Regions from separate parts of the Homo sapiens genome. Here region 1 is linked to region 2. The links are chromatin loops, found by intact Hi-C in ENCODE. Cell type or tissue: A673. All regions are shown on one strand. Each heading gives the region's core, and the rest is flanking DNA. Links, peaks and the distances in the headings are about the cores only. Region 1 has its middle 32 kb from the start of TRH. Region 2 holds the start of LINC02014 (long intergenic non-protein coding RNA 2014).

Evidence for each region. Peaks named below come from ENCODE experiments on the same cell type or tissue, not always from the same donor. Only the 100,000 strongest peaks of a DNase experiment are listed, where the experiment ranks them.
Region 1: it touches region 2 in a loop (14-fold over the local background); 73 of 110 quality-filtered maps call a loop at or near these places.

Annotation. Positions count from the first base shown.
Region 1 is chr3:129,938,200-129,946,523 of GRCh38, reverse strand. No RefSeq gene overlaps it. Among named protein-coding and RNA genes, the nearest start is that of TRH, 32 kb to the left of the region's middle. In A673, for the core only: CTCF peaks have their summits at 3,903, 4,110 and 7,937; a DNase peak (open chromatin) is centred at 4,103.
Region 2 is chr3:130,093,564-130,101,887 of GRCh38, reverse strand. ALG1L2 (ALG1 chitobiosyldiphosphodolichol beta-mannosyltransferase like 2) reads right to left here. Exons shown (of 8, transcript NM_001136152.1): 5 at 7,375-7,485; 6 at 5,725-5,839; 7 at 4,638-4,713; 8 at 3,498-3,665. The coding sequence ends at 3,633. LINC02014 (long intergenic non-protein coding RNA 2014) reads left to right here and starts at 7,584. Exons shown (of 5, transcript NR_146710.1): 1 at 7,584-7,740. It also overlaps the pseudogene FAM86HP. RefSeq lists enhancers at 1,793-2,622, 4,286-5,117, 7,012-7,091. In A673, for the core only: a CTCF peak has its summit at 3,478 (motif pointing right); a DNase peak (open chromatin) is centred at 4,767.

The DNA.
Region 1 (8,324 bases), core at 310-8,309, 160 kb after region 2:
CCTCCAAAGAACCTCTAACTTCATTATAATATAATTTCCTTGCTAAATGACACTCCCATCAGTGTCATGACAGTTGACATTGCCATGACAATGGCCAGAAGAAACCATAAAGGGACAAAAAGGAAGGTAGTAACTCTGGTTCCAAGGAGTTCTCCCATTTCCAGAAAAGACATGGATATTCCTCCCCTTGCTTTTAATGCCCAACTTTTTCATTAAAGATGAAGCCTGTATCTATGGTTTCCCAGCTCTCAGGAGCTGAGAAGTTGATTTGTGAGCCAAACTCCCACTTCTCAATAAAGGCCGTCGAATAAAGCATGCACTGTTTCATGCTTACTTTTGGGTTCGTGTATTGGCTTCACAGCACAGAACAGGAAAAGGCTCCATCTTCTGGGGGACAGGCTTTGTTGGTAACAAAAGGACTGGCCCAGAGTCAGAGTTAGGAAGTGATAAAGCCAGGTGTCTGCCACAGCTGGTTCTTTCCCCTCAAGGGCCCACCTTCCCGGGCTGTGAAATGGGAGGGTGAATGGTGCTAACTGTAAAGTGCTGAGCACACACTTGGTTGTGATTTAACACTGATACTTAGAAAGAAGTGTTGAGATGGCCAGGAGTGTTTTTGCAGATGGAGAGGTGAAAAGCAGAAATGGGGCTGCAGGGTATAGTAAGGGTGGGAGCCCCACCCTGCAACCCCAGGAGAAGCTTTGGAAAGGCATCACCAGAGAGGAGGGCGTACTGGTGGGCAAGGGTTCTGGAACAACAGGATATGAGCCATAGTGGAGCAGCTCTGAGGAAATGAAGAAAATCCAGAGATGGAGTTGATTATAGGGAAACAAAAAGGTGATGAAGGGATCCGTGAGGATGCGACAGTCACCGAGGAAGTGGCAGAGACTGGGGAGTTGAGACTCCCGGGGCAAAGGCACCTGTCCAAGCCCCTGGAAGGGGGACAGTGATGCCACTATGCTCCTAAAATGCCTCTCACAGAGAACAGGAGTCGGTTTCCTACCCCTGTTCGTCTGCTAGAGGTCTTTGACGGCAGTGCCACTATCTCCCACCTTCAGGCCTCGGCAGCCTCCTCACCAGCTTCCCCACGGGTCTCCCTGTCTCATCTTGCCCCCAACAGTCTATTCCAGAGTGGTCTTCTAAAGGGTACAGCAGATTCTGTCTCTGCTGCAAACCCTCCCACAGTTCCTGGCTGCTCTTTGAATAAAATGCAGACTCCCATCACCCTGTTCTGTTGCTCTAAGTGGCCCTTCTTACCAGCTGGTATTTTCTCCTCTACCTACTTGTTCAGTGGTTCTTGTCTGTCTCTCTTGCCAAGCTCCAAGACAAGGTTGCCATGCTTCTAGGTGTAACCTCGGCACATAGTATGTTCTCAAATATTTGCCGACTGCTTCTGTTGTAATCTTTCTGTCTCTGGAAAAGGCAACTCTAACCTAACAGTTGCTCAGGCAAAAAAACTTTTGGATCATTCTTGATTCCTCTCTTTTTATCATGCCCCACCCCCAACCATCAGCAAATTGTATTGGCTCATCCTGCAAAATACATTTGGAGTTCCACCCACCCGTGCACCTCCAGAGCAGCCACCCTGGTCCAGCCGCCTTCACCGCTCACCCAGACAACTGCAGCAGCCTCCACTCCAGCCGCCCTGCTTGTGCCCTGGCCCCTGTGATCTACTTTCTACACAGCTGCCAGGCAGTTTTCTCAAAACCGAAGTCAGATCACGTCCCTTCACTTCTCAGAACCATCCTAGGGCTCCCTGTTTTGGGGAGAGTAAAAGCCAAAGTCCCTACAGTGGCCCGCAAGGCCCTGCACCACCACCTGCCTCCTGTACTCCTCTGTCCTCCCTCCCGCCACTCTCCCCTTAGCTCAGTGTCAGAGGACTTTTGTTGATACCTGAAAACACCATGCCCATTCCTGCCTCAGGGCCTTCGTACTTGCTGTTCCTTCCACCTGGACTGCTGGGCCCAGATCTTTGCTTGGCTCACTACCCACCTCTTTTGGACCCCTGCTTAAATGTTCCTCCTCCTGGCCATCCTGCACAGGACATCACATATGCATGCATGCACACACACGACACACATGGGTATATGGGCACGCACACATACACACACCTGTGCACATACCGACCAACCTTCTCTTAGTTGTTACCTAACACATTGTGTATTTAATGGTCTCTGTTTTTATCCGTCTCTCCCGCCAGAATGTAAATTCAGGAAGGCAAGGACTTTATCTTTTTTGCTCATTGCAGTGCTCTCGGCTTCCAGCACTGTTCCTGGTACCTGGTAGCTGCCATGAATTACTTTTTAAGTGAGTTCAGGCTGCAGCCATCGAGGCAAGGCACACTGGAAGACACACACATTCACACACACATTCACACACACATTCACCCAGACATACTCACACACATACACACACACACACACTCACACACATTCACATTTAAAAGCTAAACCAACTGGCCGGACATGGTGGTTTATGCCTGTAATCCCAGCACTTTGGGAGGCCAAGGTAGGCAGATCTCTTGAGCCCAGGAGTTTGAGACCAGCCTGGCCAACACGGTAAAACCCCATCTCTACTAAAAATCCAAAAATTAGCTGGGCATGGTGATGTGCGCCTGTGGTCCCAGCTATTCAGGAGGCTAAGGCGGGAGGATCCCTTGAGCCTGGAAGGCGGAGATTGCAGTGAGCTGCGATCGCACCGCTACACTCCAGCCTGGGCGACAGAGTGAGACTCTGTCTCAAAATTAATTAATTAAAAATTAAAAACAAATAAATAAAAGCTAAACAAACAAATGAACAGACAGACAGCTAGAATAAACTCCATGCCCCACTCCGCCCTGCTCCACAGTTACTGACTCATCATTCCTCGGGTGAAAACCTGGTTGGGACCGCTCTTCTTTTTGTCTGCCCAGCACTCACTGTCCCATCTTCTGAGACCACCCTGCCTTTCCTTTGGAGACCACCCCCAACCCCAATATCAGTCCAGGGGCATTGAGTGGACAGATCTATCTGCATACCAGAGGTGGCCTGTGACTGAGACCATATCCATGAGAGTTGCAGCAACTAGCTTCTGGATAGGCATATGACACAGTCTAGGCCAATCAGTGATCCCCAGGATGTCTGTGGAGTCACTGTGAATGAGGTCGTCTCTTGCTGGTGGTGGCTAAGTTGTTTTAGGGAGTCTGCCTGGAGCTGTGGGCAGCCACATTGCCACTGGGAGAAGGAAGGTGGCCTGGAACAGAATCACTACAGAGAGAGGCAGAGCTGAGAGATAAAGAGAGGCAGATGCATGATGACATCATTTGATGGACTTTTTAGTTACATGAGGGAATAACTTTTCATTTTTTCTTTTTTTTCTTTATTGTTTTAACTGTTAGGGCCTCACTCTGCTGCCCAGTCTGGAGTGCAGTGGTGTGATCACAGCTCACTGCAGCCTTGAACTCCCAGGCTCAAGCAATCCCCCGCTCTCAGCCTCCCGAGTAGCTGGAATTACAGGTGCATGCCACCACACCCAGTTAATTTTTTTTTAAAAGTGTTGTACAGATAAGGTGTCACCTTATTGCCCAGGCTGACCTCAAACTCCTGAGCTCAAGTGATCCTCTTGCTTCGGCCTCTCAAAATGTAAGGTTTACAGGCACGGGCCACTGCACCGGGCCCTCTTTTTTTCTTAACTCAATTTGAGGTGGGTTTCTGTTACTTGATCATGACTAAAACAATGTCTTGAGACGTGTTTCAGAATTTCAGACACTGTCACCCTGCCTCAGGCAAGGACACACTTCCCATGAAGCTCATTCCTTCTGCAAACCTTTGCTCAAGCCATGCCTCCCTCCCAGAGGGCCCTCCCGTTTCTATCCAAATCTTGCCAGTCTTTAAGGCCTGTCCTTTTCTTGAAGCCTGCCCTGATTGCACCCACTAGGACCTTTCCCTCCTCTGGCCTCCCTCAGCTGTTGGACACTGGGTCAGGCACAGTCCCCAGCTCCTCCCTCCTCCATCTCCTTTCAGCTTCCCACCACTCCTCAGTTCCAGGCAGCCCCGGGCACTCCTGGCCCCCGAGGTCCTGGCAGAGGAACCCAACCGGACCACTCAGGTCAACTTTGTGGCTCTGCTTCCCCATGGTGGTACAATTCGGAATTGCACTGAACTGTGCGGCCCTCCCTGAAACCCAGCTCCTCAAGTCCCCACCGAGAGCTGCCACACTGAGAGTTCTGTATTTTTACTTGCTTTGTCTGGCAATCTATCCCCTACCTCTTGGAATCCTTTTCATCAACACTTAGTGGGGTTTTGTTTGTTTGTTTATTTGTTTTTTGAGACAGTCTTGTCTCTGTCGCCAAGGCTGGAGTGCAGTGGTGCAATCATAGCTCGCTGCAGCCTCGCCTTCCTGGGCTCAAGCAATCCTTCCATTTCAGCCTCCTGAGTACCTGGGACTACAGGAGCATGCCACTCCATCCGACTTGAAGCTTAGATTTTTTTTTTTTGTGGGGGGGATGTATTCTCCCTCTGTCTCCCAGGCTGAAGTGCAGTGGCACAATCTCGGCTCACTGCAACCTCTGCCTCCTGGGTTCAAGCAGTTCTCCTGCCTCAGCGCCCCAAGTAGCTGGGATTACAGGCGTCCGCCACCACACCTGGTTAATTTTTGTGTCTTTGGTAGAGACGGGGTTTCACCATGTTGGTCAGGCTGGTCTTGAACTCCTGATCTCAGGTGATCCGCCTGCCTCAGCCTCCCAAAGTGCTGTGATTATAGGCATGAGCCACTGTGCCCAGCCAAAGCTTCGATTTTTTAAGACAGGCCTTTGGAGCCCTGTAAAAGGGGCTGCCACAACTTTACCCAGCCAATCGCAGCCATAAGAGAAAAAGGGCTCATTTCTCAAAAGAGGCCAGAAATTTGGGTTTTAGATGAAATTTCTTGATTTTTACAGGTTGGCAACCAATTCAAAGTTTATACATCACTATGTAGGTCAAACAAAACATATCTGGGGGCTGGGCATGGTGGCTCACGCCTATAATCTCAGCACTTTGGGAGGCCGAGGTGAGCAGATCAACTTGAGTCGAGGAGTTTGAGACCAGCCTGACCAACATGGTAAAACCCCATCACTACTAAAAATAGAAAAAATTAGCTGGGTGTGGTGGAGCATGCCTGTAATCCCAGCTACTTAGGAGATGGAGGCACAAGAATCGTTTGAGCCTGGGAGGCGGAGGTTGCAGTGAGCCAAGATCGCACCACTGCACTCCACCCTAGGTGACAGAGTAAGATCCTGTCTCAAACAAACAAACAAAACACATATGGAGGAAATTTGACAGGAAGACAACAATCCGTTTTTTTTATCTTGAGCTAAGTTTCCCATTTTGCAGACAAACTGAGACCCAGAGAGGACAATGAGGCCGTTTGGTCACAAGGCCCGCAGGTGACACTGTAGGACTGAACACCTGGTCTCTCCTTGCTCCTGGTGGTTTGCTGGACTCATGGGTGTTTGGTGGAACAGATCCTTCCCTCACATCCCTTGGAAAGAACCGACTCTGCTGACACCTCGATTTTGAGCTTCTGATCCCAGGTGAAGAGAATACATTTTGCTGCTTCAGGCACTCAGTGTGTGGCACTTTGTTATAGAAGTCCAAGGTGCATAATAGCCTGGAAGCTAGGTAGAAATCTGGGATTACTAGACTCTCGGAAGTTTCACATGTGAGAGTGTGGGGAAAGTCGCCCCAGCTTGCAGCCCACCCGCTTTCTCTTCCTGACCCCAGGCTTCATCCTCTACAGCTAAGGTCTTCACACACTTGCAGATGAACACCCCAACCTGCAGCTGTCCTTGGCCAACCTTCAGATTTAGTAGTACACACGCCAGAGTGATGCAGGTGAACCCCAAAGTTAGGGCTTAGCCTTGGTAGGTTCTTGGCTTCACTCAGGAAAGAATTCAAGAGCCAGCATCAGTGAAAGAAAGCAAGTTTATTAGAGCAGCAGTGTACAGCAAAACGCTGCCCTATAGACAGAGCAGAGCTCTGCCACAGGCAGAGGGGCCCAGAGTAGCACTCGTGCATTGCTGCCTAGCTCTTTTTAGACCCTCTCTTAATTATACGCTAAATAAAGGGTAGGTTATTCATGAACTTTCTGGAAAATGGGTGAGGAGTTCCAGGAATCATATAAGGTAACTTCCTGGGTGTTGCCATGCATTTGAAAACTGTCATGGGGCTGGTGGGAGTATCTTATGCAAATGTATTATAATTAGCATATAATGACTAATGAGGGCAACTAGAGGTTGCTTTCATCACCATCCTGGTCCTAGCTGGTTTGCACCAGTTTCTTTGCTATATCCTGCCTTGATTAGCAGGTCTGTAACTGAGGCTTGGAAAACAAGTCCTGCTGCTCTCCCATCTCGAGAGGATGGTCTGCCCTTAGGAGCGTGGGCTGGGAAAGAGGCCCACACAGGCCCTGGAAATGGGCTTCAGGACACTGGGACATGGGAACAGAGAATCTTCAGGTACTGAATACTCATGGCCTGGTCTAGAAGGGGATGGGGTGTGGTCCAAGAAGGGGTGTCCCCTGGGTCCTGCAAATTCCTTGCCCCATGGGAAGAGAAACAGCTGGAGGGGCTGCCTAAAGCACAGGGGCATTTCTAGGAGCAGGAAAGCAAGAGGTCATCAGGTCAGACTGGCTGAAGGAAGACTGAGGCGGGAGCTGAGAGCAGAGACTTCAACCATGACCATGCCTGGACTCTCCAGATAAAGCACTGGTGAAATCAAAGACCAACAATGTCAAGTATTGGCAAGACTGTGGAGCAACTGGAACTCTCATTCCCTGATGGAGGGAATGCAAAGTACAAGCTATAGCCACTTTTCCTCGTCATTTTACATGAAGGGCAGACATGCACTTAAGGTAGGACCCAGAAATTCTGCTTCTAGGCAGACTTATGTCCACAAAAGGCTGCCACAGGGAAGTTCATGCAGACATCCTCATAATTGCCAAAAGCCAGAAACAGCCCAATAGCCATCAATGGGTGTCTGAATAAACAAATTGTGATCAATTTACACAATGGCGCATCCATACAATAAAAAGAACAAACTACCTGTGCACACCACAGCATAGATGAATCTCAGAATCATTATACTGAGCAAAAAAAAAAAAAAAAAAAAAAAGAGTCCAGACATAAAATTCTACTAACTGGACGATCCTATTCATGTGAAATTCTAGGAGGGGTTTCATTGGTTTGCAGTAATAAAGGTCAGAACCGTGTTGGGGGAGCGGAAGGACAGTGCTCACCGAGAAGGGGCATGAGGGAGCCTGCTGGGAAACTGGAAGTGTTCTACTTCTTGGTGCAGGAGGGTAGATGCTATTTAAAAACCCTGATGTGGGTGGCACAGGAGGGTAGATGCTATACACTTCAGATTTTTACACTTTGACTTATATATACATATTTGATATATATGTTTTTGTATATGTATATGTATATACGTGTGTGTGTGTGTGTGTGTGTGTGTGTGTGTGTGTATAATCCCTCTACCCCAAGGCCGGATCAAGACCTCTGCAGGACCTGAGCTGACCAGATTGTGGAGTGCTCCACCCACTCCCCCAGTTATACCTTAAAGTGAAGCCGCCAACTCAGTGAAGAGACGATGAGAACAGGCACCCAGTGAGATGATGGCCTGAGCCTGGGCAAGGGCCTTGGGAACAGGGCAGGCAGCAGGGGCAGGCTGGGAAATATTGATTTAGGAGACAAGATGTGGGGGTGAGTGAGAGAAGAGGGCTGGGGGTGTCACTGAGATGAGGAGCTCGGAGATTCTGGTTGACAGTAAGGGAGGATGAATTCAGGGTGGAACCTGTTGATTCTGAAAGTCTGGGAGGCCACCCAGGTGGAGGTGCTCAGGAGGCAGCTGGTTAGATGGATGGTCTGAAGCCCAGGAGAGGAGGCAGGGATGGGGAGAAAAATCTGAACACCCTGCACCCACCGTTTGCCACCACCATTTGCCACCACCAGGTGTCCATGGGCCAAACTTGGCACACAGATAGGTATCATTTGGTCCTCAAGATGTTTTATAAACCTACACTAGTTCTCAGTGCTTGAAACATTGGAGAATTTCACTAAAAATCCAGATTTCTGGCTTCTCTTAAATAGTCAATTGGGCAGTAATGACATGCTTTCCCACGAGACAAAAACCAGCTGGAGAGCATTAGCCGGGACTTGAGCTCCCAGTAATCCCCAGTCCCCGTACTCTCTGTTGTCTCACAGCCTGCCCACTCCCAACTGTAGGCATTCATTCATACATTCATTCATTCAACAAATCACTGTCGAGTGTCTACTATGTGCCAGTGAACTGGACAGGGACAATGATCCCTGC
Region 2 (8,324 bases), core at 82-8,081:
GGGCTCAGGCCTGTCATCTCAGCACTTTAGGAGGCTAAGGCAGGAGGACTACTTGACCCCAGGTGTTCAAGACCAACCTGGGCCACATAGTGGGACCCCATCTTCACAAAACATACAGAAACTAGCCAGATGTGGTTGGACATGCCTGTAGTCCCAGCTACTCGGGAAGCTGAGGTGGGAGGATGGCTTGAGCCCACGAGGTGGAGGCTGCAGTGAGCCCTGATCTCACCACTGCACTCCAGCGTGGGCAACAAAGCAAGACCCTGTCTCAAAAAAGCAAAAAAGCAAAAAAAAAAAAAAAAAAGGAAGTCTTTCTTCAGATACTTACGTGAAAAAAAACCTGCAATATCTTTTAAGTGAAAAAAAAACAGTGCCAAGCAGTACATATAGTATAAGCCCCCACCAACCTTTTTTTTTTTTTTTTTTTTTTTTTTTGAGACAGAGTCTGGCTTTGTATTGCCCAGGCTGGAGTGCAGTGGTGCCATCTCGGCCCACTGCATCCTCCCACCTCCCAGGTTCAAGCTATCCTCCCATCTCAGCCTCCTGAGTAGCTGGGACTACAGGTGCGTGCTACCACGCCTGGCTAATTTTTGTATTTTTTGTAGATTCGAGGTTTCTCCATGTTGGCCAGGCTGATCTTGAACTCCTGACCTCAAGTGATCTGCTGCCTCAGCCTCCCAAAGTGTTAGGAATACGGGCGTGAGCTACTGCGCCCAGCCCCATTTTTGTTTAAAAACTAATAATAATCACCCACACGTGGTTATGAGTACCTATATTCCAACTACTCAGGAGGCTGAGGCGGGAGGATGGCTTAAGCCCAGGACTTTGTGGCCACCTTGAGCAACATAGCAAGACTTCATCTCAAAAAAAAATGTATCAAAATAATCATTTTCACATAGGTATACCTATAGGGGAAAACCTAGAACATGTATATAGCAGGTTTGTCCAACCTGTGGCCCAACACAAATCTGTAAACTTTCTTAAAACAATATGAGGTTTTTTTGTGATTTTTTTTTCTTTTAGCTCATCAGCTATTGCTAGCTTTAGTGTATTTTATGTGTGGCCCAAGGCGATTCTTCTTCTTCCAATGTAGCGCAGGTAGGCCAAAAGATTGGACATCCCTGATATGCACGTTAACAGGTGCCATCCTTGGATGGCAGGATTATAGAGATTGCTACACGTTCATGTCTGTACTACTTCATTTTTATAAATATGCATTTTCCACTCGTAACAAAAAACCGTGATTGAAAATCATCCCGGGTCACAGTGTCTCATGCCTGTAATCCCAACACTGTAAGAGGCTGAGGCTTTGGGAGGCTGAGGTGAGCAGATCACCTGAGGTCAAAAGTTCAAGACCAGCCTGGCCAACACGGTGAAACCCCATCTCTACTGAAAACACAAAAATTAGCCAGGCGTGGTGGTGCACGCCTATAATCCCAGCTACTCGGGAGGCTGAGGTAGGAGAATCACTTGAATCTGGGAGACATTGCAGTGAACTGAGATGGCGCCACTGCACTCCAGCCTGGGGAACAGAGTAAAACTCCATCTAAAAAATAATAATAAAAGAGGCTGAGGCAGGAGCATCACTTAAGGCCATGCGTTCAGGACCCCATCTCTACAAAATAAAAAAAATACTGGCATGGTGGCATGCACCTGTCATCCCAGCTACTCAGGAAGTCGGAGGATTGCTAGAGCCCAGGAGTCGAGGCTGTGGTGAGCAATGACTGTGCCACTGCACTCCAGCCTGGGTGACAGAACAAGATCGTATCTCAAAAAAAAAAAAAAAAAAAAGAATCATTCTGGCTAATGGCTCTTCAGACATCTGTGCTTATGAGAACACCAGCCCCTTCTAAGCGTGTGTGTGTGTGTGTGTGTGTGTGTGTGTGTGTGTGTGTGTGTGTGTGTGTTTTGAGATGGAGTCTCACTCTATCACTCAGGCTGGAGTGCAGTGGCACAATCTCGGCTCACTGCAACCTCCGCATCCTGGGTTCAAGCAATTCTCCCGCCTCAGCCTCCCAAGTAGCTGGGATTACAGGCACCCACCATCGTGCCTGGCTAATTTTTGTATTTTTGTAGAGATGGGGTTTCACCATGTTGGCCAGGCTGGTCTCGAACACCTGACCTCAAGTGATCCACCGGCGTTGGCCTCCCAAAGTGTTGGGATTACAGGCATGAGACACTGTGCCCGGCCACTTTCTAAGCTTTGTGAAGAGTGGGTTGATGGAACAGCCAGGTAGATGTGGGTTCAGATCTCTGCTTCTGTCCTGCTGTGCCACGTGCTGGGGCAGACTCGGGCAGAGAGTGGACAGCTGCATGGTGCCTGCTGCTAGCCATTTCTATGTAAAACCAGATTTCTGGTCCCTTCCTGGAGGCCAATTCTAGGTACTTGGGTGGGCCTGGGAACCTGTGAACCAAGTAAACTGACTTAGACACTCCCCACCCCGCCAGGCCTGTCCTAGCAGCCCCACACAATACGCTCATGTCCTGTCCCCAAACACCGCCATCCTCAAACACGTGCTCTGTTTCCAGGCTGGGCTGGGATCAGATGGGAAGCGGAAGCTCATCATGACCAGAAACTGTTTCCCTATGGAGAGCACTTGGAGATGGCAATGCTGAACCTCACACTGTAGGACTCATACACGACTCCAACGGGATTGTTAGAATCAAATCACTCTCGTGGGAAGAATTTTTATATGGGAAAGCGGATAAAACTTTCATTGGACTGGAATGTTTGGAGAATGTTAAATTCCAAATCAGGAACCACAATCTGCCCTCTAATAAGACATCGGCTATCTAAGCATGTGGGTGCCCCCTTTCTGCCAGCAGTTCTGGTTCTTAAGAAAATCACCATAAATCAGACATGAAAATTCTGGCTCCAAAAATAGCATTTTCTTTGTGCAAATAAAAACGTGTGTATCAAGTATGACGTTCCCCCAACGTGGACACACTCGGTTCCTCACAAAGCCAAGCCCGCTGCAGCTGCCACATCCCTGGACACACTCGGTTCCTCACAAAGCCAAGCTCGCTGCAGCTGCCACATCCCTGGACACATTCGGTTCCTCACAAAGCCAAGCCCGCGGCAGCTGCCACATCCCTGGACACACTCGGTTCCTCACAAAGCCAAGCCCGCTGCAGCTGCCACATCCCTGGGCTTGTGGTGCAGCAGGTGCTTTTCTCAAGACAGGAATCAAAGTGTTAGGAACATGGCAGAAAGGTGACACCTGGAGACCAAATGCAGGATGAGGAGTACTGCAGAGGTCACAGGGAAGTCACAGAACAGTAATACGCTAGCAGGGACATGGGGCGTGAAGAACAGAAGAAGACAGGAAGCATTTCTGAGACTCCAAAGAAGAAATCAGGGCCAACCACAGCTTCCCGGGTCATTCACCAGGTGGCACCACTGCCGTCATTTCAGCTTCTGGCCACTGGGAGGCGCTGCTTGAAAGGGTTTGCCCTGAGACTCCAAGAAGAAGCTGCGGGAAGGACAGCAGGGGCCCTGGGGTTTTAGCCTCTGGCCCAGGAGTTATGTGTCCATAACCAAAGGGAGCACAGTCTGCACCCAGCTCTCATCCCATCAGAGCTGCTGCGACTCCCGCAGGTTCTTCCGGAACTGGTTTAGCTTGCCTTCAGGATCAGGAAAGTTTGAGAAAAGCATCTGCAAAATACTGAAGAGCAGAGCTTACCTCATTGCCTGTCCCCACCCCATCCCAGGTCACCACCTGGATGACCCCAGCTCCCCGACCCAACAACAACCCCTCCCAAGTCCCTAGCTCCCTCACTTGGACTTGAGACCCTTCACACCCCAGCAGCGCTCCGCCTCCATCTTGACATGCTTTCTGGAAACTTCCCCGTATGTCCCACTTTCCCACACTTGGTGCCCTGGAGCACCTTCCGGCCTCTACATGATGTACGTTCCCCTGTGAGCACCCTCCTCTCGGCCTCTGGCCAACACAGTCCCACCCATCTGTGGGTAACAAGGGGGTGTTCTTTTCAGCCTTGCTAAACTGTCTGAATCAAGGATCACAAACTACAGCCTGCAGGCCAAATCCAGCCCACAGCCTGTGTTTGTAAATAAAGCTTTATTGGAACAAAGCCACACCCCTTAATCTACAGATGATCTGTGGCTACTTTCACACCACAACAGAGTACCATGGTTCTGACAGAGACTGGGGGACCCAGTCTAAATGACTTCTGACCTGGACCTTTACTGAAAATCCTCCCAATCATTCTGTTGACAAGAATGATGTATTACTTTTTGCAATAAGAAACAAGTAACCTTTGCAGAATTCCACCCATCTTTCAAGGCTGGTCCCAGAAGTTCCCTTAGCCCACGCACTACCTGATCCTGATCACTTCCTAAACTGCAGCCTGGCCCACCCGGCTCCAGCATCATTTGTGGAGTCTCAGCTCCATAAATCTAGAGGGCAGGTGGGGTTGTGTCCTAACTTTACCGAGCCTACTGTACCGAAATGGGACAGCAGAGTAGGCCAGCCTCTGTGACTTCTGCTCCCTCCCTAGCTTTTCCGCCAGACCCCGCATGGTCCCACCCTGGCTGTGTGAAACAGGGATCAGGGAGCATGGCTCGGTGCCAGTCTCCAGAACCCTGTCCACCCTGGCGTGGTGGCAGACATGGCTACCTGCAGCTGAGCTGCCAGTTCCTCTGAGTCCTCAAAGACCAGGCGGTTTTCTTCATGTTTCACCAGCTCATGTAAACTGCAGAGAGAACAAAAGGAGCCCGAGAGTTTCCTGGAGAAGACACTAGACCCCTGGGGTGCCCAGCTGGGCTCCCACCCACCCCACGCTCAAGCCAGGCTGGGGGTTGGAACAGGGTGTGTGGCTTCTGGGAGGTGGTTCTTAGATTTGGCATCTGAAGGGTATAAAAGCCTGGGGGGGGTGCACATCAAAATGGTCAAACCGATTTGAGGAGAGAGCCTTAAGGAAGGTTTGTACCTTCTGTGCTGGATGCTCTTCAAGGACTGAAGAATTATTTTTGCATGTTTTTCTTAATTCCATGGCCAAGGAACAAGTAAAGGCAACCCCCTGGGGACTGGTTCAGCACATAAAAGATGACTTTTCTAGGACACCAGATTTGATCCCGACATTCCCTCAGCTCAGCTCACACGAGAGGCTCACATCCCTGAATCCCATCCAGGGGCCGGCTCCTGAGCAGGGGCCAAGGGCGCAACTTTTGCTGGGGCTACTGCTTCTAGAATCTCCTCTAACTCCACCCTTCCAAACACCCGTCTATGCTGGGTGGAGTGAGGCCACAGCATGACACTCATTTAACTGATTCAAACCCACCACGTGAGCTTGGCCAAAAGGGACATGGTGGGAGAGAAAGAAACAAAGAAAACCATGTAAGCCTGCAGGCAATTCCCGCCAATTCTACTCTAGGAGCAAAAGCCCCGAGTGAAGTTCTGTTATTTAAGGTGCTTTTTTTTTTTCATACTGGGTTGGTGCAAAAGTAATTGCCATTTTTAATGGCAAAAACCGTGATTACTTTTGTACCAACCTAAATGTAACATGAGCTCTAAATGGAAGCAACTACTTCAGTGAGGCTCAGCCCAGCCACAGTAACCGCAGGGCTCCTCCTCGTGGCCTCCAGTGTGTGCTGGACTGACCGAGGGGCAGGGCCTCACTGTGGGCAGCTCACTCTGCACTGCTTCCCCCTCAGCGGTGGATCTGTGAAGCTATCCCCAGAAAAAATTCGGGTTCTGCTCCTACCACTTGAAGTTCACGGCACACGCAGGCAAACAGCACCTGAACATGTCCACCACCTTCATGGGCAGGTCCAGGCCACTGGAGGACGTGTCCAGACAGACATCCAGGTCCACCGACCCTGCTAGGCAAGAGGGGTGTGGCCAGAGCGCTGGTCTCTGCCCCGGGAACACAAATCCTCCCAGCACAGTGAGGCAACACCCCCCGAGGGGAGTGAAAATTGGATAAGGCCCCCGACATCCCCAACCACAAGTGGCTTAAGCTGGCCAAGCAGCCACACGGCCTGGCTGGGACATCTGAAAATGTAAGTTGACACTTTTTCTACGTAACCACAATTTGATTTTTTTGTTGTTTTGTTTTGAGACAGAGTCTCACTCTGTCACCCAGGCTGGAGTGCAGTGGCACAATCTCAGCTCATTGCAACCTCCACCTCCCAGGTTCACCTCCCACCTGTAATCCCAGCATTTTGGGAGGCCAAGGCGGGCGGATCACCTGAGGTCAGGAGTTCAAGACCAGCCTGGTCAACATGGTGAAACCCCATCTCTACTAAAAAAAAAAATGTAAAATTAGCGAAGCGTCATGGCAGGTGCCTGTAATCCCCGCTACTCAGGAGGCTGAGGCAGGAGAATCACTTGAACCTGGGAAAGAAGAGGTTGCAGTGAGCCAAGATCGCACCATTGCACTCCAGCCTGTGCTACAGGAGCGAAACTCCGTCTCAAAATAATAATAATAATAATAATAATAATAATAATAATAATAAACCACAGCACACCCACCACAAACCAGCTGTCAGTGTGAAAATAAAGCCAAATAGCTAAACATTTCTAAAGATTAGCTGGGGCCAGGCATGATGGGTCACACCTGGAATCCCAGCACTTAGGGAGGCCAAGGCGAGAGGATCACTTGAGGTCAGGAGTTCAAGACCAGCCTGGCCAACATGGTGAAACCCTGTCTCTACTAAAAATACAAAAATAAGCAAGGTGTTGTGGAGAGCTCCTGTAATCCTGTAATCTACTCGGGAGGCTGAGGTGGGAGAATTGCTTGAACCCAGGAGGCAGAGGTTGCATGAACTGAGATCATGCACTCCAACCTAGGCAACGGAGCAAGACTGTCTAAAACAAAGACTAGCTGGAGAATCCTGCCAGGAAAAGGCCCTCAGCCTCCAACAGCTCTGCTCACTCGAAGCTGGAAGATGTGGCTCTAGAGACGCATCAGGAACAAGCCACGACTCCCCACTTGGAGAAATCAATGGGGAAAGAGACGGAGGCAAAGGAGAACCATCTCACTGGTGAGGCGACGCTGTCTGACTCATCGTCCCTGTACCTCCCAAAGCCACTGCCCTCCCACACCTGGGCAACAGTGGCCCCAACCCCAGGCCCAGCCCTCTTGCAGGAAGGAAGAGGACTGAATGGAGGGCGTGGCAGGCTGAAAGGACGTGGCTTCCTCAAACCCCTTGGTAAAGGGCCTCTGGGGCCACCTGGCAGGGAGGGGCTGGCACACCAGGAAGTAGCCTTCTCCCGGGAGTTCAGCTAGAGCCCAGGTCCTGTCCCCAAGTGGCCTCCAGAGCCACCTTTTCAGAAAAGGTACACCCCGCCCACCCCTGTTCCCCCTGCATAAGGCCCCGCCTCCTCCCTGAGCCTCCTGCTGGCCTCTCACCTAGAAGCGGGGGTAGTCCTCGGCCCTCCAGCCAGGGGATGCAGACCTGGATGTGCTGGAAATGCTTCTGGTGGATGAGGCGGCTGTAATACTCCCTCAGAGGCCCTTTGCCTTCACAGAGAAGAGCAGACACTGCCATGAACCCGTCTCTGTCCCTGCCACATAGCCCCAGGCCCAAGACACTCCCCCCTAGGAGGGATCCTTTTCCCAGAAGCTCCACCCCTCGGCAGCTGCAGTCAGGCCCTATCTGGGCCTTTCCAGAAGCAACTCAGGAGCCCCAAGACCTGCAGGGGTATGTGCACCCTGACCCCTGATGCATAGCCCTGCACCTGCAACCAGCTGGCCTCGGGCTGCAAACAAGGCGGGGTAAGCACTGGCCTGGCACGCGACCACCCACTGGGTGGGCCCAGCCTTCTGTCTGTGTTGTGCACAGGGGACAAGAGGACTCCCTCTGCCCTGGCACAGCCCCCAAACCACAGGGCGCAGGTTCCAAGCCGCCCCTGCCCTGCCACAGCCCCCAGAGCACATGGCGCGGGTTCCAAGCCGCACCTGCCCTGCCACAGCCTCCAGAGCACATGGCGCGGGTTCCAAACCAGTCCTGGGAGCCTAGAGGCCAGAGGAGGGAGGAGAGCAGGACCAGCAGCTGGCCCAGACCCCGCCTCTTCCCACACCGCTTCCGCTTTTCTCCCTCCTCACTGAATCATCTTGAAAGGGCTCAGCAGCAGTAACTGGGACAGGGGCTCTTCTGTTTGAAAAATTAAAAGAAGCTTGGTTAAGGCACCAATGACATGGCCGGGCACAGTGGTTCATATCTATAATTTCAGCATATTGGGAGGCCAAGGCGGGTGGATCACCTGAGGTCAGGAGTTCAAGACCAGCCTGGCCAACATGGTGAAGCCCTGTTTCTACTAAAAATACAAAAATAAGCTGGGTGTGGTGGGCACTTTTAG